Linked DNA regions of Homo sapiens: regions 2, 3, 4 and 5 are each linked to region 1. A link is a contact called in ENCODE Hi-C or POLR2A ChIA-PET data. All regions are on one chromosome and are shown on one strand. The core of a region is the stretch at or near the end of the contact, and the rest is flanking DNA. Distances in the headings are between cores, read along the strand shown.

Region 1 (5,026 bases), core at 740-3,239:
GCCCTACAGGGTGTCGACAATCCATGTGCATGTGGTATATGTCACTGGGTGCTGAAAGCTTGTGTTCACAAAATGCACGTCTGGGGGCTTAAGGGCCATGTCCAAGTGATGCTGTAACTGATTGCTGAGGGCCTGTGGTCACGTTATTGTATGTATGGGTGTTGAAGGTCCATGTCCACATGATGTGTGAATGGCTCTGATGGCTTGTGGTCAAGTTATGCCATGTGTCTACATGCTGAGGACCTGTGGTCACATAATACTGTGTCTAGGAGCTGAGGTCCTATGTCTAAATGATATTGTATGCCTGGGTGCTAAGGGCCTCTTACCATGTGCTGTTTCATATGAGGGCTAAGGGTCTGTATCCACATAATTCTATTAGGATGTTCGACTCATGTTCCTAACATGTTACATGTATGTGTATGTGTCTACTCTCCCCTTTCCTTCATTTAACTCCTTTTTCTCTATACCTAGACACTCCCTCTCTTGATCTTTCAGGGGCTCCAGCCCCCCTCCCTCCAATGCAAGGCACTCCAGCCAGGATTGGGGTCTCCTAGTATCTTAAGCAAAAATCTAGGTTTACAGAGCCTTGTATGGCTCAAGCACCCTTTCTGGGCAGTTTCTCTGCTGTGTGCCATTCCCCTCCCTCTTCAAGGTCTCTGAGTCAGTTCATCTTCTACGTGCCCCTCCCCTCCTCCTTTCACCATCTCTGGTCCAATTTTTTTGCTGTGTGCCCCTTTACTACCCTCCCCCTTTTTATCATCTGTGATCCTTTTTTTAATGCTATGTTCCTCCTCTTCCCCCTTTCCCATCTGTGGTCCAGTTTTTATGTCCGCCCCCCCTCCACCACCCTTCATCATCTCCAGTCCAGCTTCTCTGCTGTTTTGCCCTCCTCCTTCCATCCCTCTTCCACCCAGTCTAGTCCGTCTTCCGATAGGGGGATCATGCCCACCTCTGGCTCTCCTCCACCCGCTTTACCTTTTCTGTCCCTCCCCCACCTTCCCCTTTCCTGTCACGGGCTTCTGACCTACGGAGTATCGATTAGAAGGATACTGCTTTGACCCAGAAGCCTGGGATATGCTGGATGATGAGGTCTCTGCGCTCCAGGAAGGGTCTTCGCATCTGGATGAACTTGCGCTTGAGACGCAGGAAGGCTTTGCCTGCCTTGATGTTCACTGCCTCCAGATCCAGCTGAATATCCTCCAGTGCCTGCAGGATGCTCTCCATCCTCTCGGCATTTCTCTCTCTGCTTTCCCTCTTCACCTTCCTCTGCTTCCTCCTCCGCCGCCGCCGCCGCCTCCTGCTGCTCCTCATACTCTCCCGCTCATCCTCATCCTCATCCTCCACTATGATGATCGCCTCTTCCTTGCTCTTCGGGTCAACTAACCTCTGGGGCGCCCACCCCACTGCGCTACAGGTTTCTAGGGCCCCCTCTCCACCAAAACTGCTCGACTGTACAACCTGAAAATCGATTTCCAGGCTCCCCCCCGAGGCCTCAGGAGTGGGGAGTGCTTCCAGGCTCTCCGTGGGCGGGGGCGCCTCCCCATACCCCGACTCGATGGTAGAATCCCAGCCGGGACACTCAGCACCGAGCGTGAAGTATGCGCGGATCCCCCCCTCCTCGAGAATGACATAGGGAGGCGGCGGGGGCAGCGCGGGGCCCAGTCCCACCCCCCTCATATCGGCCAGCACCTGTGCCGCCTCCGTTTCCTCCTGGAGCCTCGGGCGCTGCTGGGGTGGAGGCAGCGGCAGTCGGAGGAGCGGCGGCGGCGGCGGCGGCGGGGGCGGGTCGCGCTGTGGAGACTCGGAGCTGCTCAGGCGGCGGGTCTTGGCCGGAGGCCCCTCATCTGGGCGGTCCATGGCGACCGCGTTCGTACAGCTCAGGGGACTCGCACTCGCCCCTTCGCTTTTAGCCGCGTCGCTGCCGCTAGTCGCACCGGTAAGCAGAGCTGAGGAGACTCACGCAACCAGCTCTCCTCACCACCTCGCTCTGGCGTTCCCTCCCACAGCGCCCGCTCTACTCCCTCCGCGCCAATCGCCGAAGCCCCGCCCACTCCTGACGCAGGGGTCCGCTCGGCCTGGCCATTGGCTGCCGGCCGCCGCGGCGGCGATCGCGCTCCCGCGACCCCTGCCCGCTCTCACGCAATCCGCTTGCCAACACCACACATCATCAGTTTCCGATTGGCTCCCCTCGGGCCCGCCAATCAACGGGCTGACTCCCTCAGCGACGGGAGGGAAACTGCAGGGCGATTGGCTGCGAGGAAAGCTGGGGAAGAAGCCCCTCTCCCTCACCCTCTCAGCGTTTTATCCAATGGGAAAAGTACCAGTGGTTCTGAAGACCAAAAAACGAGACGAAAAACAAACGCAGGCGCTGAGCAGGATGTGCTCACATGAAATTGGAAGAGCCTCGTTATCGTTCCCCCCGCCCCCCTCCCCTCAGCAACTACGCACTTTTAAAATCTGCCCCTTCCCCCATTTCCTTCAGCTCCTTCCCCCACCCCCGCTTCTGCCCCTTCCCCCATCCCGGGTCCTGCCCCTTCCCCCATCCCAGCTCCTGCCCCTTCTCCCACCCCCGCTTCTGCCCCTTCTCCCATCCCCCACTGCTGCCCCTTTTTCCATCCCCGCTTCTGCCCCTTCCTCCACTCCCCGTTTCTGTCCCTTCCCCCACCCCCCGTTTCTGCCCCTTCCCCCATCCCCCGCTTCGGCCCCTTCCCCCACCCCACCCCCGCTTCTGCCCCTTCACCCCCCGCTTCTGCCCCTTCCTCCCCCGCTTCTGCCCCTTCCCTCACCCCCCCTTCTGCCCCTTCCCGCATTCCCTGCTTCTGACCCCCATCCCCCAACTGTCTCTTCCCTCACCCCCACTTCTGCCCCTTCCCCTATCCCCCAACTTCTGCCCCTTCCTTCACCCCCCAACCCCACTTCTGCCCCTTCCCTCACCCTCCCGCCCTCCGCTTCTGCCCTTCCCCTATCCCCCAACTTCTGCCCCTTCCCTCACACAACCCCTGCCCCCCGCCCCCCCGCTTCTGCCTCTTTTCCTACCTTCCACTTCTGCCCCTTCCCCCACCCCCCACGTTTGCCCCCTGGGTGAACTCTGCTGTAGCTCCTCGGGGGCTCGGGCTGCCCTACCGCCTGCGCCTGCAATTTAGGCACCCAGGGTGTTTGGTTTGGGGGCCAGGTTTTGACGTGGCGTTTTCCATCTCCGCAAAATGGCTCTACAAATAATAATCACACACACAAAAAAGTAACTTCCTCTGCGTCATAAAAATGATTGTGATTCAGCTCATCTGCTAGAATTTTCTAGCACTTTCTGTCTCTTCATTTCTCCCCCTTTCCATCCTTTCCTCTCCCTTTCCCCAGTGTATGCTGTATTTTAAGATTTTTCTTTTTAAACCAGAGATGGATGGTCTTTTGTGAGGCATGGTGGTGGAGGGCTGGCTTTGGTGCTGGGATTCACATCATGGGTGTGCCCCTCATTTTGTAACCTTAACCAAATCACTGCCCCTCTCTGAGCTTCAGTTTTCTCTCCCCTAAATTAGGCATCCCTCAAGAGAGGTGTAGGTAACTGCCCATTGCAGCCTTGTCGCGGAGCAGAGAGGAGACCTAGGGATCCATCATCAGGGGAGTGGATAAGAAAAATGTGATATATGTTTTAGATGGACCACTAGAATGAATTAGATCTATATACGGCAACATGGCTGGATCTCTCAAAGACAGAATGTTGAGTGAAAAAAGAAACAACAAGATTTATAGTACAATACTGTTTATGTAAATTAAAACACACAGCAATACCATACATTTTTCACAGATACACATATATGTAAATAAACACATGAACGGTGGATTGGAAGGACGTACGTTAAATACACGAGAGTGGGTGCCTGTGTAGGGGGCGGGGAGGATGGGATCAGGAATGGGTGATGAAGGGGACAAAACTGAAGAAAAAAAAATAAAAGGGCCTCACATGGACCAATGATGATATAGTGTGCCAAGAACTGAGGAGTATGGTCAACTCAATTCTGTGCACCTGAGAGAATAACCAGATAGTAAATTAACTGTCTAGGGAGCAGGCTGGCTGGGTAGACTCCTGGGCTTGGGTTTTTTTTCCCCATGACATCCCTCCCTCTAAATTTGGTCAAAGCTGACCAAAGTCCCAGCTGCATACAGTGGCCCCTAGGAAGGGCTCCCATCCCAGACTGAGCAGTCCCTCCAGAAGCCATTACTTTGTGGGGGGCATTTCCTAACCTCATCAGTTTCCCTCACATTTGATCCTCAATTCCCAGTCCCCATTCTCCATGGTGGTCCAATTTTAGGAACACCTTGTTTGAGTTTGGGAAGGAGACTGAGACGGGGTTGAGATGGGGCTACAGGCTTTGTGAGGAGATGAGGTTTTCAAGTTCCCTGGCGGCCCCAGCCCTCCCGTGCTCAGGGCCTGGGCCAAGGGAGGCCCATCTTGTGAGATGGGAGTCTACCCTCTTGCTACCGACCTATGTAGTTTCCAAGATCCATCTCTTGACCACTCGACTTCCTACCACGGGCACATACTCTAGTTTGTCTCCTCTCAACTGTGGTGTGTGTGTGTGTGTGTGTATGCATGCACGTGCTGTATCTGTCCCCATATACAGGCATTTTACGTGTGTGCACCGGGCAAGTTTTCTTCAGGAGTGCCTCCCCACACAAAGTCACACAGACACACACTATCACTCAATCATGTCTCTCCACATGTGGTCAGACAGGGCACATGCACGCACGCACGCACACACACACACACAGTCAGAAAGAGAAAACATCCAGTATAGCATTGTTCATTTCAGTTTTTCCATTTACAAAATCCAATGGTGAATCCAGGCAGTTAGAAAAAAGAAATGGAGGAAAACCCTCCTAAATGTACCCTATCTACCCCCCACCCCCTTGGTCTTCCCACCCCACCCCCTCGGAAAGGCACCCCCATCACTATCGCTGAGAGAACAGGCTCCCCTACTCCCAGCCTCTCAGCCACTCTGGCCTGCCTTTCCAGGGCCACTCTGCAGCC
Region 2 (3,150 bases), core at 651-3,150, 4.6 Mb after region 1:
CAGAAAAACCTGGACAAATAGAAAGTACAGAATGAGATAATAAAATCAAATTCAAATAGTTTATTATCATGAGAAATGTAAATGGACCGAATTTACCAGTTAACAGACAGGATTGTAACACTTCTAATTACATTCCGTTTTTTTTTTTTTTTTTCAGACGGAGTCTTGCTCTGTCACCCAGGCTGGAGTGGAGTGGTGCGACCTCGGCTCACTGCAACCTCTGCCTTCCGGGTTCAAACGATTCTCCTGCCTCAGCCTCCCGAGTAGCTGGGACTACAGGTGCCTGCCACCACGCCCAGCTAATTTTTTGTATTTTTAGTAGAGACGGGGTTTCACCGTGTTAGCCAGGATGGTCTTGATCTCCTGACCTCACGATCCGCCCGCCTCAGCCTCCCAAAGTGCTGGGATTACAGGCGTGAGCCACTGCGCCCGGCCTACATTCTGTTTTAAGACCATGACTAAAGGCCAGGCACCGTGGCAGGTAATTCCAGTGCTTTGGGAGGCTGATGCAGGAGCAGCACCTGAGGCCAGGAATTCAAGTCCGGCCTGGGCAACACAGCGAAACTGTCTCTAAAAAAATAAGAAAATCAGTCAGGTGTGGTGACAAAGGCCTGTAGTCCCAGCTAGTAGGTAGGCTGAGGCAGGAGGATCGCTTTGAGCCCAGGACTTCAAGGCTGAAGTGAGCAGTGACCACATCACTGCCCTCCAGTCTGAGACTCTGCCTCTAAAAAAGAAGGCCGGGCGCGGTGGCTCACGCCTGTAATCCCAGCACTTTGGGAGGCCAAGACGAGTGGACCACTTGAGCTCAGGAGTTCAAGACCAGCCCGGCCAACATGGCAAAACCCCGTCTCTACTAAAAATACAAAAATTAGCCAGGTGTGGTGGCGTGCGCCTGTAGTTACAGCTACTCAGGAGGCTGAGGCAGGAGAATCGCTTGAACCTGGGAGGCAGAGGCTGCAGTGAGCCGGGGTCATGCCACTGCACTCCAGCCTGGGCAACAGAGCGAGACTCTGTCTCAAAATAAAATAAAAAAGAAAAGAAAAAGAACATGACTGAAACACAAGGCCACAGAAAGGCTGAAAGCTTGTTCCAGCCCTTTAGAAGCCATATTATGATGTGGTAGAAACAGTCCCGGTCTCAGCCCTCGGGGGTCAAAGTCTGGTGGGAGGCACATGGGAACAACACCTGATCCCAGCCCTCCCTGGTCACAGTCTGGCGAGGGAGATACAGGACCAGGCCTGGTGTCTTCCTTCAAGGGTCACAAACTGCTCACGACCACCAAACCCAGTCCTGTGCTCCGGGGTCACGGTTTGGTAAGAGACACAGGAACCAGGCGTGGTCCAGTTGCACAGGTCAGCGTCTTAAACCGTTCAACAAAAAGCTATTCCCTCCCCCACGTAGTCCTGAAAACTGCAACTGGGGGACAGAGGAAAGAAAACGAATCAGAACTACAACCCTCGGTGCCAGCGTTTGGAAAGCCAGAGCCTCCCCGCGAGAGCGTGCAACGCCGTCAACCTGCAGGGAAGAGACGGATATTGAAAGGCCGGTGTCTGGCGTGCAGCGCTAGAACGGAACACAAAGCCGGTCAATCCGAACCAGAACCCTCCAGTCCCGCTGCCCAATGAGAAGACGGATCTTCTGTCCTCTGGACAACCGTGCGGTAGCTGGGGGTCTCGCGCAGGCGCAAAAGGGCGGTGGGGGGGGCGGGTGGCAAAGGGTCTCGCGCTGGCACGCCGAGGGCTGGCCGCGTAGCCGGGGAGAGCTGGGGGAGGGAGCAGGGGCCGGGTGGAGGGCACTCACCAAGGCGCGCGACGGCAGCGGCCTCCCACGCTGGCTCCGGGCTCTCTTTAGGCTGGGTCTCGCGCTCTGTCACATCCCTAGTTCGGGCTCATCCCCTAGTGGGTTCTCTTGCCTTACGGAGCGAGCCAATGGTGAAGCGAAGAAGGCGGCCCGTGCCGCTCCCAACCAATAGACACTCTCTTTGTACCTCTAGCCCCGCCCCCGCGCGTGGCGCCATTTTCACCTGAGTTAGGTTTGGGGTGGAGACTGGGACGCGCCAAGGTTAGTGGGCGTTTTGGATCCGTAGCCAATCTGCATCGAGTCCTGGCTTCAATTTCCCCATTCCCTTATCAGTCGATCAAAACGGGGACTCATTAAGGTCTGTACCCGCTTCTTCCGCTGGTGAAATTAGCGTTGCGTTGCATCCTTTCACCTCCGCCCTTTTCTAGGTAGAGTAACCCTTAGTATAATGCAACGAAACTGTTACAAGCAGATCACACGCTATACACTGCAACCACCCCCTCCCCAGCTCTTCAGTGCTCAGAACTCCTCAGTCCTAATAGCAGCGGTCATTCTCTCTTCTCCCGACCTCAAGTCAGAAGAACTAGTTAGAACCCAGGCCTCTCAGTCCTACTGACCAATTGGCATGAAGACCCTCAATCTCCATATGCCAGTTCTAAAAAGCCAATCAAACGCCTAACCACCAGTGGGCCCCCAGATGGAGCAATCAATCAGAATCCAGACCCATCCCAGACCTCCCATCCAATTAGAACCCACAACCCTCAGTCCTAAGGATAAATAGGCACCAACCCTTCATCTCTCTTGCTTTCTCTCCTCTGTGTCCCACTCAGAGCAACCAATCAGAATGGGGATCCTTCAGTTTTCCAGCCAATCAGGCCTCCCCCACATCCAACTATGCAATCTGTCCCTGCCCTGATCAAACCAAGCAGGACCAGGATCCTGCCATCTTCAGGCTCATCATCTAATCAATCATAAACTAACCATGAACCAATCACAGTCTGCTCTCTCTTCATGGTTTCCAGCTTCCAAACCTTTATCCATGCTGTGCTCCCTTCCTCACTCATTCCTATTCCCCTCTGAGCAGTGAAGAAGAAGCCTATTGAATATTTCCTACTTTTATTTGACAATAACAAATTGTATATAAAAAGGAAGAAGGAAGGCGGGGAGGCCCTGGATCTCCCCTTCTCTGTTTCCCCAAGCATCCCCCTCTAGGCCCCAGCAGGCACCACCCCCTTCCTGCCTTGTGGTGGGGTGGGGATTGACAGGCATGAAAATGGTGTGATTTTGTGTGTGTGTGTGTGTGTGTGTGTTGAGGTGTTGGGGGTCAAGGATGGAGGGGGTCAAGGAGTA
Region 3 (5,026 bases), core at 1-2,500, 4.5 Mb after region 1:
CGTTGGTGTGCGGTACGCGTTGTACCTGCAGGGTCAGGATGCAGGGCAGGCAGCAGGCACAGGACAGAGGGAATCAATCAGCTCGGGGGGGGGGGTACGGCAGGAGAGTGAGGTGTGTGGCAGTGACTGGGGCCTAGGTGGTAAGAATGACTAGCAGTGGTGATGAGGGACCTCTTGGTCCTGTGGTGGGAGTGAGTCTGCAGTAATAATGAGCATGGTCATGAGGTCAGTTTGCAGACAACAGAGTCAGTCTGCTGCCGTGCTGGGGTCCCTACGGGGTGACTGGGTCAGCGCAGACAATAATTAGGGTCAGTATACCAGGGCGACAGAAATCAGACTGACATTATGGGGGTCAGCGTTGGGAGGTGATGGGGTCAGAATGGGGAAGTGATGATGTAAAAAAAAAAAAGTCTAGGGGACACCCATAGGGGATAGGATGTCACCTGCCTGAGCCCCACCTCCCTCTCACAGGTAGCCGCTTTGCGCATGCCCACATCTGACCACATTTTCCCAGCTTGCTGTTTAGAATCCTCTCCGGCGCAGCCAACTCACCGCGGGCGTGCCCGCCCCCGCTACTGCGCATGCTCACCTCCGGCATGCCCACGCAGCCGCATAAGGCAAGTTCTCCGCCCAGCCTCACTTATCGCCATTGCGCATGCACCACAGTAAGTTCTGCTCCCATGGGCTTTGACCCCACGCCTCACCTCGCGTCCACTGCTAAGACTTGCTGCCACACCGCGGCCATTCCCCGGCCTCCTCCTCTGGCGTGTCCGCCCGCGGCAGCCTGCAGGACAAGGGCCTGGAATGTGAGCGTCCCGAGCGAAGGGATCTAGTTCCGTCCCTTCCACCAGGCGACCATTGCCATAGACATCGAGTCCCTCCGCGCCGGAGATGTCACGAACTCCCCCCCGGGTGTTACCATGGTCATCACCCCAGCCCTGCCCTTCCTGGGCAGCGCCCGGGTGACACACAGCGATTCAGAACAGACACCGCCCCTCCCCAGTCGCCATAGCAACGCCCCTCCCCCGCCTAGCATTCCTTGCTTGACATTCTCCACCCATCTTGTCCCCGCCGCCCTCCGCCTTCCCTTCTCAGATCCAAGAGCATAGCCCGGGATCGGGGACCACCTCCGGGGCTGCCTCCGGTTCTTGAGGCCCCCCGGAGCGGCCCTGAGACCACTGTCGCCGGTTCCTTCTGTCTCTCCTCCCTTTCTCAGGCTCCAGGCAAGATGGCTGCCTGCTATCAGAAAGAACTGCCGAGCCCAGAGCGAATCGATAGGCATCCTTCCCAGGGCGTGGGAGTCTCGCAGGCGCATTGAGGGACATTGGCTTCAAGCCCAAGGACGGAGGCTCCACCCCTTGACTTCTACCCACTCGTTAATTGCACTTTTTGTGTATACAAGGATAATGTCCAAGGGACATAGCGTCAGGGGTGAGTTTGCTAATCATTCCCTAGAAATCAGAAGTACAACATTATAAAAAAGAGAAGAAACACGACTTTTAAAAAGTGGTGTAGGGCCGGGCGCGGTGGCTCACGCCTGTAATCCCAGCACTTAGGGAGGCCGAGGCAGGTGGATCACTTGAGGCCAGGAGTTCAAGACCAGCCTGGCCAACATGGTGAAACCCCGTCTCTACTAAAAATACAAAAATTAGCCGGGTATGGTGGCGGGCGCTTGTAGTCCCAGCTACTCGGGAGGTTGTGGCAGGAGGATTGCTTGAGCCCAGGACGCGGAGGTTGTAGTGAGCTGAGATCGCGCCACTGCACTCTAGCCTGGGCGACGGGAGTGAAACCCTGTCTCAAAAACAAAAACAAAAAAAGTGGTGTAGGCCACTTTTTAGCAGCACAATCTTGTCCAAGCAAAACTTGAATAATAGAATAAAAAATCATCATATATGCAAAGACGCCTTGAAAGTTCACCAGTTCTTGCAGTGGGCCTCTGCACACCCCTGGGATGAGTAAGGTCGGTTGTGTGTGTGTGACTGGGATGGTTGGACTTGGATGCCCCCAGACAGCTTGAGGCTTGAGTTTCTTTCTTTTTTTTTTTTTTTTTTCTTTTTGAGACGGGAGTCTCGCTCTGTCGCCCAGGCTGGAGTCCAGTGGCGCGATCTCGGCTCATTGCAAGCTCCGCCTCCTGGGTTCACGCCATTCTCCTGCCTCAGCCTCCCAAGTAGCTGGGACTACAGGCGTCCGACACCACGCCTGGCTAAATTTTTGTGTTTTTAGTAGAGAGGGGGTTTCACCGTGTTAACCAAGATGGTCTCAATCTCCTGACCTCATGATCCGCCCGCCTCGGCCTCCCAAAGTGCTGGGATTACAGGCGTGAGCCACCGAGCCCAGTCGAGGCTTGAGTTTCTAAAGACAGAAGATAGAATTAGGCAAAAGAAGCTTTGGGGTTTGGATCCAAAGAGGCTATCTGAATCATCTCTATTTCAACTTCCAGCAGGAAGCTGCTTTCAAACTGTTCATCTTAACGTTATCAGGGTAAACTTCCTGTTGGATCTTAACATCAACTGACATAAAATTCAAAGCTGTTATTTTCCACATTATTTTTATAACAAATACAATCAATTCAACAATGTTTTAAAGTCACCGAAAGATCACACTGTATTGTGTTGACTCAGCATCTCCCTTGTCCCTGTAACAAGCTTATCAGTGTCTTTTCATATTAAATACTCTTTTGTAACATGATTGATAAAGAGTAAACTCTATTTCACTGCACAAACATGTAACCTTAACAAGAACAACTAATATTTATGAGACAATGTGCTGGGTACTGTTCAAGGTATTTTATACATATATTAATCTATTTAATCTTTTTTTTTTTTTTGAGATGGGGTTTCACTCTGTCACCCAGGCTGGAGTGCAGTGACACGATCTTGGCTCACTGCAATCTCTGCCACCTGGGCTCAAGCAGTCCTCCTACCTCAGCCTCCCGGGAGCTGGGACCACAGACATTTGCCACCACGCCCGGATAATTTTTCTATTTTTGGTAGAGACGGGGTTTCACCATGTTGGCCAGGCTGGTCTCAAACTCCTGAGCTCAAGTGATTCGCCCGCCTCGGCCTCCCTAAGTGCTAGGATTACAGGCGTGAGCCACTGTACCCAGTCAATTTAATCATAATAACTGAAGGTTGTGGGTCCTGTTACTATCCCCATTTTACAGATGAGGATATCTGAAGCCCAGGGAATTCAAGGGTGACATTTTATTGAACTGGTTCCCTTACGTTTTTTTTTTTTTTTTTTTTTTTAAGACATGGTGTCAACTGGGCGTAGTGGCTTATGTCTGTAATCCCAGCACTTTGGAAGGCTGAGGCGGGAGGATCACTTGAGTCCAGGAAGTTGAGACCAGCCTGGGGAACAAAGTGAGACCCCATCTCTACCAAAAATTAGGCATGGTGGTACATCCCTGTAGTCCCAGCTACTCGGGAGGCTGAGGCAGAAGAATTGCTTGAGCCTGGGAGGTTAAGGCTGCAGTGAGCTGTGATCATGCCACTACACTCCAACCTGGGCAACAGAGCGAGACCCTGTCTCTTAAAAAAAAAAAAAGAGGTCGGATGTGGTGGCTCACACCTGTAATCCCAGCACTTTGGGAGGCTGAGGCGGGCAGATCACCTGAGGTTAGGAATTCGAGACCAGCCTGGGCAACATGGTGAAACTCTGTCTCTACTAAAAATACAAAAAATTAGCCGGGCATGGTGGCAGGAGCCTGTAATCCCAGCTACTTGGGAGACTGAGGCAAGGACAATCACTTGAACCCTGGAGGCGGAGGTTGCAGTGAGCTGAGATCGTGCCATTGCACTCCAGCCTGGGCAACAAGAGCGAAACTCCATCTCAAACATAAATTAATTAAAAAAGAGAGAGCGACATGGGGTCGGCTGGGCATGGTGGCTCGTACCTGTAATCCCAATACTTTGGGAGGCCAAGGCAAGAAGATCACTTGAGTCTAGGAGTTTGAGACCAGCCTGGGCAACACAGTGAGACTACATCTCTACAAAAATAAAATTAGCTGGGTGTGGTGGTGTGTGCTCATAGTCCCAGCTACTCAGGAGGGTGAGGTGGGAGGATTGCTTGAGCCTGGGAGGTCAAGGCTGCAGTGAGCCATGCCACTGCACTCTGGCTTGGATGTTAGAGTAAGACCCTGTTTTTTTTTTTTGTTTTTTTTTTTTGTTTTTTTTAAAAAGAGAGAGATATGGGGGTATCTTGATATGTTGCCCAGGCTGGTCTCGAACTCGTGGCCTTGAGGCATCCTTCCACCTCAGCCTCCCAAGGAGCTGAGATTTACAGGCATGAGCCACTGCACCCAGCCCTGAACTGGTCCCCTATTTGTGACTGGCATTGGGTTTATTTCCATGTTCTTTTTTCACCATAAAGAGTGTTGTGATAAATACCTTTCCCATTCACTTCCACCTTCTCTCAACAGAGCCCTGCCCCTTCATCCCACCACTCTGCTTCCAAAGAAATATGATGGAATGAAATAACAGAAGAGTCAGGAATTCGAGTCAGGGATACCTGGGAAATTCTGTTTCACCATTGGAATGAATTCTTTTATTGTTTTTCAATATTAACATATTAAATTTATAAAAATTATTTTTAAAACCTCTTCCTATAAGGCTATAAGATACTAGACAAAACAAGCTGATGAAAGGTTTGTTGGCTGGGCACTGTGGCTCACGCCTGTAATCCCACCACTTTGGGAGGCTGAGGAGGGTGGGTCACTTGAGGCCAGGAGTTAGAGACCAGCCTCGCCAACATGGGCACCTCTGCCTCCCAGCTCAAGCGATTCTCGTGCCTTAGCCTCCCAAGTAGCTGGGACTACAATCGTGCACTACCATGCCAGGCTAATTTTTGTGTTTTTAGTAGAGATGGGTTTCACCATATTGGCCAGGCTGGTCTCGAACTCCTGACCTCACGTGATTTGCCTGCCTTGGCCTCCCGAAGTGCTGGATTACAGGCATGAGCCACTCAGCTGGTTTTTCTTGATTAAACATTCCTCTGCTTGTTACAAGCTTTCGGTTAGTTTTCAAAG
Region 4 (5,026 bases), core at 1,863-4,362, 4.0 Mb after region 1:
CTGCTATAAATATTTGTTGCCAGTCTGTTGTAAGTCTTTTAACTTTGTAGCATCTTTCATCAGACAGTATGTAGTTTTATTTATTGATTAATTGATACAGAGTCTCATTCTGTCGTCCAGGCTGGAGGGTAGTGGTACAAACACGGCTCACTGCAACTTCAAACTTTCCAGGCTCAAGCGATCCTCCTGCCTCAGCCTCCCAAGTAGTTGGGACCACAGGTGTGCACCACCATACCTGGCTAATTTTTCTTTTCTTTTCTTTTCTTTTTTTTTCTTTTTTTCTGAGACAGAGTCTCACTTTGTCCCCAGGCTGGAGTGCAGTGGTGCAATCTCGGCTCACTGCAACCTCCGCCTCCTGGGTTCAAGAGATTCTCCTGCCTCGGCCTCCCAAGTAGCTGGGACTACAGGCCAGGCGCGTGCCACCATGCCCAGCTAATTTTTGTATTTTTAGTAGAGACGGGGTTTCACCATGTTGGCCAGGATGGCCTCAATCCCTTGACTTTGTGATCCTCCCGCCTCAGCCTCCCAAAGTGCTGGGATTACAGGCGTGAGCCACCATGCCCGGCCTAATTTTTTAAAAGTTTTTTTGTACAGACGGGGTCTCCCTATGTTTCCCAGACTAGTCTCAAACTCCCGGGCTCAAGCAATTCTCCCACCTTGGCCTCCCAAAGTGTTGGGATTACAGGTGGGAACCACCCCGCCAGACCCTCCTCTTTCTTCTTTTGTAAAATTAGCCATTCTTACATGTTTGTTTTTGTTTTTTTTGAGACGGAGTCTAGCTCTGTCTCCCAAGCTGGAGTGCAGTGGCACGATCTTGGCTCACTGCAACCTCCACCTCCCGGGTTCAAGCGATTCTTGTGCCTCAGCCTCCCTAGTAGCTGGGATTACAGGCGCACGCCACCATGCCTGGCTAATTTTTTTGTATTTTTAGTAGAGACAGGGTTTTGCCACGTTGGCCAGGCTGGTCTTGAACTTCTGACCTCAAGTGATCCACCTGCCTCGGCCTCTCAAAGTGCTGGGATTACAGGCGTGAGCCACCGCACTGGGCCATTGTTTTTGTTTTTGAGACAGAGTCTCACTCTGTCGCCCCAGGCTGGAGTGCAGTGGCGTGATCTCGGCTCACTGCAACCTCCGCCTGTCGGGTTCAAGCTATTCTCCTGCCTCAGCCTCCCGAGTAGCTGGGACTACAGGCCAGGCGCAGACCACCACGCCCGGCTAATTTTTGTATTTTTGTAGAGACGAGGTTTTGCCATGTTGGCCAGGCTGGTATCGAACTTCTGGCCTCAAGCGACCCACCAACCTTGGCCTCCCAAACTGCTGGATTACAGGTGTGAGCCACCGTGCCCGGCCCATTCTTACATGTTTAAGGCATCATAGGAATTTTAACATTGGATCTACAAGTTCCGTTTTAGAGTTTTGATTGGTACAATTGGTAATGTATTCTTTTTTCTTTTTTTTTTTTTTTTGAGACTGAGTCTCACTCTGTCACCCAGGCTGCAGTGCAGTGACACTATCTTGGTTCACTGCAACCTCTGCTTCCCGGTTCAAGGGATTCTCCTGCCTCAGCCTCCCGAGTAGTTGGGATTACAGGCGCCCGCCACCACGCCCGGCTAATTTTTTGTATTTTTAGTAGAGACGGGGTTTCACCGTGTTGGCCAGGCTGGTCTCAAACTCCTGACCTCAGGTGATCCACCCGCCTCGGCCTCCCAAAGTGCTGGGATTACAGGCATGAGCCACCGCGCCCGGCCAGAAGTCATCTTTATTATGTAGAGGTTTCCCCCTTGTACGAGATGGTTGTGTGTGAGTATGGATGAGTTTACGAAAGCAACTGACAGACCTGTGAAATAATGATGCCAATACAGGAAGGTCCAAGGTAAATGAAAGCCCGGTGAAATTCCTGGAGGCGCAACTCAGGGTGGGGTCTTGGGATGTCAGGAAAGAGGAAGGGAAGGCTGTAGGTCTGGGTGTTTTGTGAGCTATTTGCACCTGAGGATATATGAGTGAGACCCTCCGCCTTGTGCGAGCCGGCTTGCATGCGTCTGGCATACAGAAGCGCTCAGTGAATGTTGAATAAGTGAACAAATGAGTGAATCAACTAATTTTGGGAAGCTTCTTGTATGCCAAACAACCTGCTAGCACTTTTCATACATTATCTTTAATCCTCAGAACAACCCTGCCAGACAGGTATTTTGACCCCCATTTAACAGGCCAGGAAAGCTGAGGCTGGGAGAGGGGAGGTCCCCTTCCCTATTCAAACCTGGATCTTTGTGATTCCAGAAGTCGTCATTCACCGAAGGGACCAGATTCATTCACCCGTCAAGAATTTATTAAGCACATATTGCGCAGCGCAATGAACATAGTACAACCGCTCTCGATGGCATGGAACAGGCGGAATACTCCCGGAAGACCAGCTGGGCGGCTGGACTGCGGACAGCGAAAGGGGGGGGTTTCTGGCCCGCACCTTCAGGGAATGTAGCTGCCTCTGCCTCATAGTTATGGCTTTGGCTGAGAGAGCACAGCCAGATCGAGGTTGGAGCGCGGTCTAGGGCTCAGATATTACAAATATTGGCCGAAAGAGGGCGCGGTTCCGCAGCTAAAAGCTTGGCCAGGAGACCCTCCGTGCGCCGACTGGCCATCGATGCGCAGGCGCAGAGGACCCAAGGAGCGGCTTAATATTACCTTGCAGAGGGATAATTTGAGAAGAGAGGGCGTGGCTCCGAAAGCGACGCAAACATAGAGGCGTGGTTCAACCAAATCAACCCTCGCCTATTTGTCGCTGCCCCTGAGGGCGTGGTCTGGGTGCTGCTTCTCGGAATGAGGGCGGGCCGAATCGCGTTTTTCCTCCGCGTCGGAGGCGTCGCTTAGGGTGGGCCCTCGAATCGCCGTTCAGCGATTGGCCGCCTCGCTAATGGGTCGTGGCCAGACGGGCCATCCATCCCCAGTGCGGTCACTTCCTGTGGAGTTTCCCCATCCCTGGGAGGAGGGAGGAGGGGGAAGAAGACGAGGGGGAGGAGGGCGGTCGTCCGGGGTTAGGTTGAGGGGGGGCGTCGGTCCGTTCTGGGCGGGGGATGACTCACAGCCCATCCCATCTCCCCGACGCCGCCCGCCCGCGCAGTGCTAGCTCCATGGCTTAGCGGAGGAGGCGGCGGTGGCGAGCTGGGGGGAGGGGGGACTCTTATTTTGTTAGGGGGACCGGGCCGAGGCCCGACCGGCCTGGCAGGGCTCGCCCGGGGCCGGGCGTCATGTCTCATGCGGCCGAACCAGCTCGGGATGGCGTAGAGGCCAGCGCGGAGGGCCCTCGAGCCGTGTTCGTGCTGTTGGAGGAGCGCAGGCCGGCCGACTCGGCTCAGCTGCTCAGGTGCGGGGCCGCCTGGGGCTGGGAGTGCCGACTGGGGCTCCCAGGGGCCTGATCTCGGGGGCAGTGGGGGCCCCGGACTGGGATTGGAGGCCCTCGGCCTAGCCTTGGAGGACGTCGGGGCGCCCGTCTTGGGGGGGCACCTAAGGAATCCGGCAGTGGCCTGCTTGGATTGTGGCTTTATTAAAGGAGTCGTGGGAGTGCATTAAGCGGGGTCTGGGTCAGGTTTGGGGAGCCCTTGACTGCGTCTAGAGGGGCCTATTCTGGAGTATCCAGAAACTGGTCTGAGATAGCTGAACTTGGTAGACAGGGTCTCTGATTAGAGGCTGAATTCGGGGATTTTCAGTCGGACATGAGGGGAATGAATTTGAGGGGACACTGTCAGGTGAGGCACTGGTTTTAAGGGAATCCTAGAATCTTTTTTCCCTCAGTGTGGGAGAAGGGGTCCTGAGGGACAGAAGTGCTGTCTTGGGAGCTTGGTGCCTCTCAGTGACTGGTTGCTGTGTTTGGGGATAACATGAATCTGGAGGGATTTGGAGGTATCTCAGATATGCTGCCTGGGACCAGCCTTGTGAGTGCGTGTGAATGAACAAGAGAAGCAACATTCAGCAAGACTTGACCAGAATAATCCTTTCCCCTCTGCCCGCCTACCCAGCTGGGGCAGATCCCAAGGATAGTGGAAAAGCCCTCTTCCCACACCTGTTAAGGGCCTGAATGGAAGATAGACAGCCAGGCAGAGGGCGATGATGTTACCTCTTAGCTCAGAGGCCTCAGACCTTGTTTGGGAACCCAGAGGAGGCTCTTGTTCATGCTGCTACTCGCTCTAGCCTCTCAGCCCTTCCCACTCCCTAGCCCCACACCCCTTTTCTTTTTATCTTCTTTTCGATCTCCGAGCTCCTGGGGGTAATCTTGAATCTGTCCATAGAGCTGGAACGAGTACAGATTGCACCATCCCTGCCTGGGTGGATCCCCTCTGGCCTCTTCTCATCCTTACTTTCATCAATGGGCTTTGGAGCCCCAGCCCTCCCTGCTCACCCCAGTGCCCATCTCTTCCAACTTCTGTGCAATGGGTGTGTGAGCCCTGGGTGGGGGGGGGTCTTTGCCTCCTTTGTGCCTGGGATTGTGCTGAGCTCAGTGGCTCGCCCGAGCTTCCTCTTCCCAACTTCCTGGGTGGTTTTAGGGCTCCATCTGAGGGTGAGGAGAGGAAGGAAGACAGATCCTTGGGGAGGGGAGAGGATTCTTGTCAAGTGAAGTCACCAGCAATCTCTCAGCATTCTAAATGTTTAGCTAAATTGAAGGATGCATATTCATCCACGTGTGTGTTAACTGTCCCTTGCTCTCTGGGGCTGAGCAGAGCCTTTCTGTATATCGATTCACCATCTTCTAATTCCTCTGTAACAACCTAGATCATCGCAGTAGTGGACATAGTTAAAGGGATGGGTGTATATGGCTTCTTATTTTGTGCGCCAGTGGGTGTTAGTGTTGGGGGTGTGTGTGTGTTTTGATCTATCCAAAAAAACAGGAGAAGGCTGGGCAGGCTCCTCCGGTAAGAAAAGAATGCTTGTATAAAGTGGATCAACCACCCAAATTCTCCCTCTTGTAAATCCAGTCTGTTGGAGCGAGGGGAGCCTTTGATATTTCTATTTTATATTTAGGCATGTGTTGGCATCC
Region 5 (5,026 bases), core at 1,840-4,339, 3.8 Mb after region 1:
TAGCTGAGAGGCTTTGAGCAAGCTGGCTCATCTCTCTGAGCTACCTGTCTCCCCTCTACTAAATGGGGATAATCATAGCACCTACACAACACAGCATGCACAGCAGGCCTCACGGAGAGAATGGATCTGATGTTCATAGCACAGAAATCAGTAAATGCTGGCCAGTTATCTTTTGCAGTTACCACCATGCTTCAGTTACCTTGCCCATGTTTGCTGCATTCAATCCAACCATGCAAAGTGACTGTCATTTCCCTTAGCAGAGAAGGAAACGGAGGCAAGGCCACACAGCTGATGGGCGGAGCCGAATTTAGGAGAGGAATCCAGGAAACTGTAGGTGTGGCTCCCTAAATACTGACACTAGCTAACACCTGTATGATACTACTTTGAGCCAGACTCGGTTCTGAGCACCTTTACTCTTATCCCGTAAAGTAGATGCTATAATTCTGTTTTACAGGTGAGGGTCCTGAGGCATGGTGTAGTTAAATGCGTTGGCCAAGGTCACAAGGCCAGTAAGTGGCAGCGCCAGGATTTGAACCCAGGCAATCTATGCCAGAATCCACACTCTTAATGCTGTAAGAAAAACCATGCTGCCTGCCCCCTTTAAATGAAGTCTCAGATTATGGTGGGGCTCACAGGTGGGTGAGTGGGTACCTGCCTGCCTGCTCAGTTACCCAGGCACATCTGCCCACCAGACCGGAGCTAGACCTTTCTGAACCACTCACAGCCTAAGGCCTTACCAGAACCAGCAGAACCCACAAATGTCTTACTGCAGCCAGGGGCTTCTGACCAAGCGTATACATACAAGGTCCAAAAAGCATTTTCCCATTTCCATTCCCAGTCCTCCCAGGAACAGGGAAATGTATACATTTTAGGGAGAATCTAGTGATCCTGGGCCAGACTTAGGTGACCGCAAAAAGAATCAGGACTAGCTGCTGCCCTTAAAGAACTCATAGCTTGATAGAGGAAACCTAGGGAAATCTTCTGGGGCCCCCTGGGGTATAACTGATTATTTCTCCCTGTCCCTAAATGATCACAGGTGGTGTGGCAAAAAAACAAGGGACAAAAACTTCAAGTCCAGTACCCATCTGGTTCTGTCTCTCTGCTAGAGCCACTGCTTTCTTGTGAGAGCATGGGCTCAGCCCCTCGCCTCCACAGGACTCAAAAGTAGATTACAGCGTTAACAGTAGAGTGCACAGGCTTCAAGGTCAGGCATGGGTGAACTGGAAGAGCCAGGTGCCATCACTGCCTCAACCAGTTTCTCCACCTCTGGAATCCTGGTTTCCTGCTCTGTCAGAAAGAGAATCTGCTCTACCCCCCACTGGCAAAGCCCTTGGTCCACACTATGTCATTGCAGTTCTCTCCACTCCAGCACACTGCTGATCATTCACACCAAGCTCATTTCCACCCCAGGACCTTTGCACTTGCTGTTTCCTCTACCTAGAACACCCTTGTTCCATATATGCACATAACTGTTATTCATCATCCAGGACTTAGTTTAAATGAAACCTCCTCAGAAAAGTCCTCCCTGTTCCTTTTCCTACAAACTCTCCCCCACCTCCCCACCGTATCTGCATAACTCTTCTTTATCATCATTCGGGACTCACCTCCTCAAAGGCCCTCCCTTTAACAGCATGTCTGACACAGTCATTCCCTCCCAATCTATCCCCTTACTCCCTTCAGCAGCTAACTTTGTCCCTATTTATCCTATCTGCTTGCTTGCTTGTTTTTTCAAACTGTCTCCCATAGGAGCCTGTATGAATCCTTGAGGGTAGGGTAGATGTCTGTCTTGTTCAGGGCTTTACAGTGGAACTCAATAAATGGAGGAATAAAACCCCAGTTAAAACAGTGCCTAGCACGTGTTTGACCTCCATCACTCTTTGACTGACTGACTCAATGCACCCTCCTCCCTGTCCTGGAGAGCAGGCCTGAGGGGTTCCTGGGCCGGAATGCTTGTCCTCCATCCCAGACACAGCCCTGCGTTGGCGGAGGTGGCGCTGGCTGACATTACCTGCGCCTCACCGGCTTCATGCAGCTCTTCAGCTGCCTGGCCTCAGCCTCCACGGGACCCTGGCACTCGGGCTGTGGCTCCAGCTGCGGCAGCTGCTGCTGCTGGGGCAGCCCTTCGGCATCAGTGGGTGTGGGAGCGGGTGCGATCCGGAGCAGGACTGTGTAGTTGCGGCCGTGGTTGTTGGCCCAGAAAGTGCCCTCAGGGGTCTCATAGCGCACCACGAAGTCGAGGCGCGCCCCATCGCCCGCGCCCTCAGCAAAGGGCAGCTGGAAGGCAAAGCGGTCGGTGCGGCCGCCGTCGTCGGGCGAGGAGGCGGATGCCTGGCCGGGACCCAGGCCGAGCCCCGGATCCAGGATGGGATCTCCTGCTCCTGTTCCTCCCGCTCCTGCCCACGGCGGGCTGCGCGGGACGTAGCGCGCTGGGTGGTCGCAAAAGGAAGCCCAGCCGTCGTGTGAGGCCCGCACGTGCACCGCCTTCTCGAAGGAGCGGTTCAGCACGCGTACCAACCCGCGCAGCACCGGCGGGCGGCCCCCAGGCACCCACACCCCGGCACCCCCGGGGACCGCTCCGGGAGGCGGCAGCAGCGCCTCCAGCTCCACCATGACGCGCCCCAAGCGCTCCAGACGGCCCGGCGCGGGCGGCAGCGAAAATGTGGGGACCAGGTAAAACCCCCCGCCAGCGGGGACGGGGCACAGCGGTGAGGGCTCGGGGCAAGCCTCCTCTTCCTCCTCCCCTTCATCCCCATCCTCGCCATCGTCGTCCTCGTCGGCCCCGCCGCCGCCGCCGCCATCTTGCCCGGCCGCCGCCGCCATCTTGCCCGCCCCGGGCCCGCCCCACGGCCGGTAGCGGCGCAACTGCGCCAGCGGCAGCCCCAAGGCCTCGTCGGCGAACAGCACCCTCCGCGGGGCCACCGCCGCCTCGACCGAGGTGCGGGGCTCACCCGCGGCCGGCGAGGGGGGCGCGGAATGCCGCAGCGGGGGCTCCACAGGGGCCGTACGCGCCATATCGGCGGCGGCGGCGGCACCGACGGCACCGGCGGCGGGACCGGCGGGGGCAGGGCCTGAAGGGGCGGGCAGCCAATGGGAAGGCCAGCGCGGAGGGGTACGGCTCACGGGGGCATAGGCGGTGAGATGAAGACAAGTATTGCAGAGGGCCAATGGGCAGCCATGCACGGATGACGTACAGCGAATTGAGAGCCGGAGAAGCACGCAGCCAATGGGGATGCCCGGGAGTGGGCGGTGTAGGGGGCGGGATGATCGAGGAATCAATGGAGAGGCCGGAATGGGGGTGGTGCGAAATCCATGATGAAGAAAACAGAAGCAGACAGCTAATGCGGAAGTCTGAGCGAGAGAGGCATGTGGGCGGTGGGAAAAGTGGAATGGCTACAGGCGATGAGGGCAGCCGGGAACGAACGCAGAGGCCCAAAAAGTGGGAGATCCCGCGGGTTGCGTAGGCGGTGGAACGGTAGCTAGAGAGAGAGAACAGCCAATGGAGAGCCACGCGTGGGATGACGACAATGGCTGCAGCGAGCCAATGGGGAGGCTTGTGAGCGTGCACTGCGGCTTCGAAGGGGTGGTGCCAAGGTGGAGCTAGCCAATACGAAGGCTAAAAGGAGACCAAGAGGCGGGTGTGTAGGGAGCCGAGCCAATGGAGGTGGAGGCTGAAGGCGGGAGCGAGGACGAGAGCTGGCGGATAGCCAATGAGGGAGCCAGGGTGAAGGCGTAGAGACCTCAAAGGACAGTACTAGTATGGGATGAGCCAATGCCGAGGCTAGATAGTGCAGCGGGACGGAGGGAGGACTTGGAGGCAAGATGGGGAAAAAAGCAGAGCCGACGGGGGCAGTGTAGGTGGTGTGAAGGGAGGCATGAGTAGCCAATAAGGAGGCTGGAGAGGAGGACGCTGTGTAGACAGAGTCTGAGGTATTGGGTGGCCGGACAGCAGAACCATAGAACGCAGGCAGCCATTAGGAAAAATGTGCTTCTCAGGGATGGGGTTACCCTCTCCCTAACCCTCCGTGACTCCCCATTGCCCCAGGAATACCCAGAGCCCCTGAAGGCCTAGACCACACCTTGGTGTGTGAACTAGGAAAGTGAAAATGACTGTCCTGTTGCAGTTAGTTACTTACTGGGTCCTCCCTGCCCAACTACAACCTTTTCTTGAGCAGTGCCACAAGCCAAGAATGCCCCTGATTGTTAGCCGCAAGCACTCTCCAGGACTTGATACTATTGTTGAATGAATGGCCGAATAGGAAATTTAACTTTCTGAAGGATTCACTTTTTTAAATTTCAGCTCAGCAAACACTGACCTGACTGTGTGCTACCAGAAGTTGATTGGGCATATGGGTAGCTTCTGACTAATGGAATCACAATCAAAGCCCTGTCCTTCTTGCCCAACCTGACACTCCACACCCCACAGGGGCCTCACCTCCCTTCTTTCTGTCCCCCCATCTCTGCTTCTACTGTTCCCTCTCCCAAGAGTGCTGTTCCTTCTGCTGCTTCCATCTAGTAAACTCCTTTCGCTCTCCCTTTGGGGTCTCACCTTCTGTGGGAACTCAACTGCAGCTTTTGTCCGCTGAACACATCCATTCATACATTCCTTCTCCATCCTGGGAAGATTTACTGAACACCTACTGAGTGCCAGGTTCTGAGCATGCTGTTATCTCATTAGAACCTCACAGCATCCTAGGAGGGAGGTGATCCTTCCAGCAGCCCCTCTCCCCAGGTCTCCATGTTCAGGATGTCCATGAGTTAGAAATGAATATGTTCAGCTGCAAGTAACAGAAAAATCATAAAATAATGGGGGCTTAAGCAAGACAGAACTTTATTTTTTTCTCACCTAAAAGTTCAAGCTGGCAAATAGTCCAGGGACTCCTTCCTGCCCACCTGGTTTGGGCATTGTCTGTCCCGATCTGGCTCCAAGACTCTCAGTCTTCAACAAATCCTTTTGGCTGTCTATTAAAAATATTTACCAAATCCATCCTCTTCTCACCACCTCCACTGCCAGCACTATCACCAGTCA

Evidence for each region. A loop is a pair of places that touch in the nucleus more often than their neighbours do. ChIA-PET counts read pairs that join two places held with the same protein, here RNA polymerase II (POLR2A). Pooled maps may share reads with other maps.
Region 2: a loop to region 1 is called in a pooled map, with 8 times the contacts of the local background. The contact joins the promoter of EBP here to the promoter of TSPYL2 in region 1. A Hi-C loop is called at or near these places in 6 of 50 pooled maps.
Region 3: a loop to region 1 is called in a map of naive thymus-derived CD4-positive, alpha-beta T cell, with 7 times the contacts of the local background. The contact joins the promoter of WDR13 here to the promoter of TSPYL2 in region 1. A Hi-C loop is called at or near these places in 1 of 168 maps with a recorded cell type or tissue (naive thymus-derived CD4-positive, alpha-beta T cell) and 4 of 50 pooled maps. POLR2A ChIA-PET finds 5 or more read pairs at or near these places in 1 of 52 experiments (activated B cell).
Region 4: a pooled map shows a loop between it and region 1 (11-fold over the local background). The contact joins the promoter of TFE3 here to the promoter of TSPYL2 in region 1. A Hi-C loop is called at or near these places in 9 of 50 pooled maps. POLR2A ChIA-PET finds 5 or more read pairs at or near these places in 2 of 52 experiments (AG04449 and naive thymus-derived CD8-positive, alpha-beta T cell).
Region 5: a loop to region 1 is called in a pooled map, with 12 times the contacts of the local background. The contact joins the promoter of PPP1R3F here to the promoter of TSPYL2 in region 1. A Hi-C loop is called at or near these places in 3 of 37 single-sample maps with no recorded cell type and 8 of 50 pooled maps. POLR2A ChIA-PET finds 5 or more read pairs at or near these places in 2 of 52 experiments (B cell and CD4-positive, alpha-beta T cell).

The regions. Positions count from the first base shown.
Region 1 is chrX:53,079,330-53,084,355 of GRCh38, reverse strand. TSPYL2 (TSPY like 2) reads right to left here and starts at 1,989. Exons shown (of 7, transcript NM_022117.4): 1 at 1,051-1,989. The coding sequence starts at 1,857. GPR173 (G protein-coupled receptor 173) reads right to left here. Exons shown (of 2, transcript NM_018969.6): 2 at 3,741-5,026. RefSeq lists silencers at 1,615-1,664, 1,695-1,744, 2,015-2,124.
Region 2 is chrX:48,520,558-48,523,707 of GRCh38, reverse strand. It overlaps EBP (EBP cholestenol delta-isomerase), which reads right to left and starts at 1,900. Exons shown (of 5, transcript NM_006579.3): 1 at 1,801-1,900; 2 at 1-9. It overlaps PORCN (porcupine O-acyltransferase), which reads right to left. Exons shown (of 15, transcript NM_203475.3): 15 at 2,900-3,150. RefSeq lists silencers at 1,616-1,795, 1,856-2,085, 3,000-3,059.
Region 3 is chrX:48,593,716-48,598,741 of GRCh38, reverse strand. WDR13 (WD repeat domain 13) reads right to left here and starts at 1,250. Exons shown (of 10, transcript NM_001347217.2): 1 at 1,128-1,250; 2 at 705-784; 3 at 1-25. The coding sequence starts at 745. RefSeq lists enhancers at 455-514, 535-604, 625-944.
Region 4 is chrX:49,041,443-49,046,468 of GRCh38, reverse strand. It overlaps TFE3 (transcription factor binding to IGHM enhancer 3), which reads left to right and starts at 3,112. Exons shown (of 10, transcript NM_006521.6): 1 at 3,112-3,358. The coding sequence starts at 3,243. RefSeq lists a silencer at 3,142-3,381 and an enhancer at 2,923-3,786.
Region 5 is chrX:49,267,856-49,272,881 of GRCh38, reverse strand. It overlaps PPP1R3F (protein phosphatase 1 regulatory subunit 3F), which reads right to left and starts at 3,089. Exons shown (of 4, transcript NM_033215.5): 1 at 2,009-3,089. The coding sequence starts at 3,012. RefSeq lists a silencer at 2,814-3,053 and enhancers at 3,754-3,803, 3,501-4,000.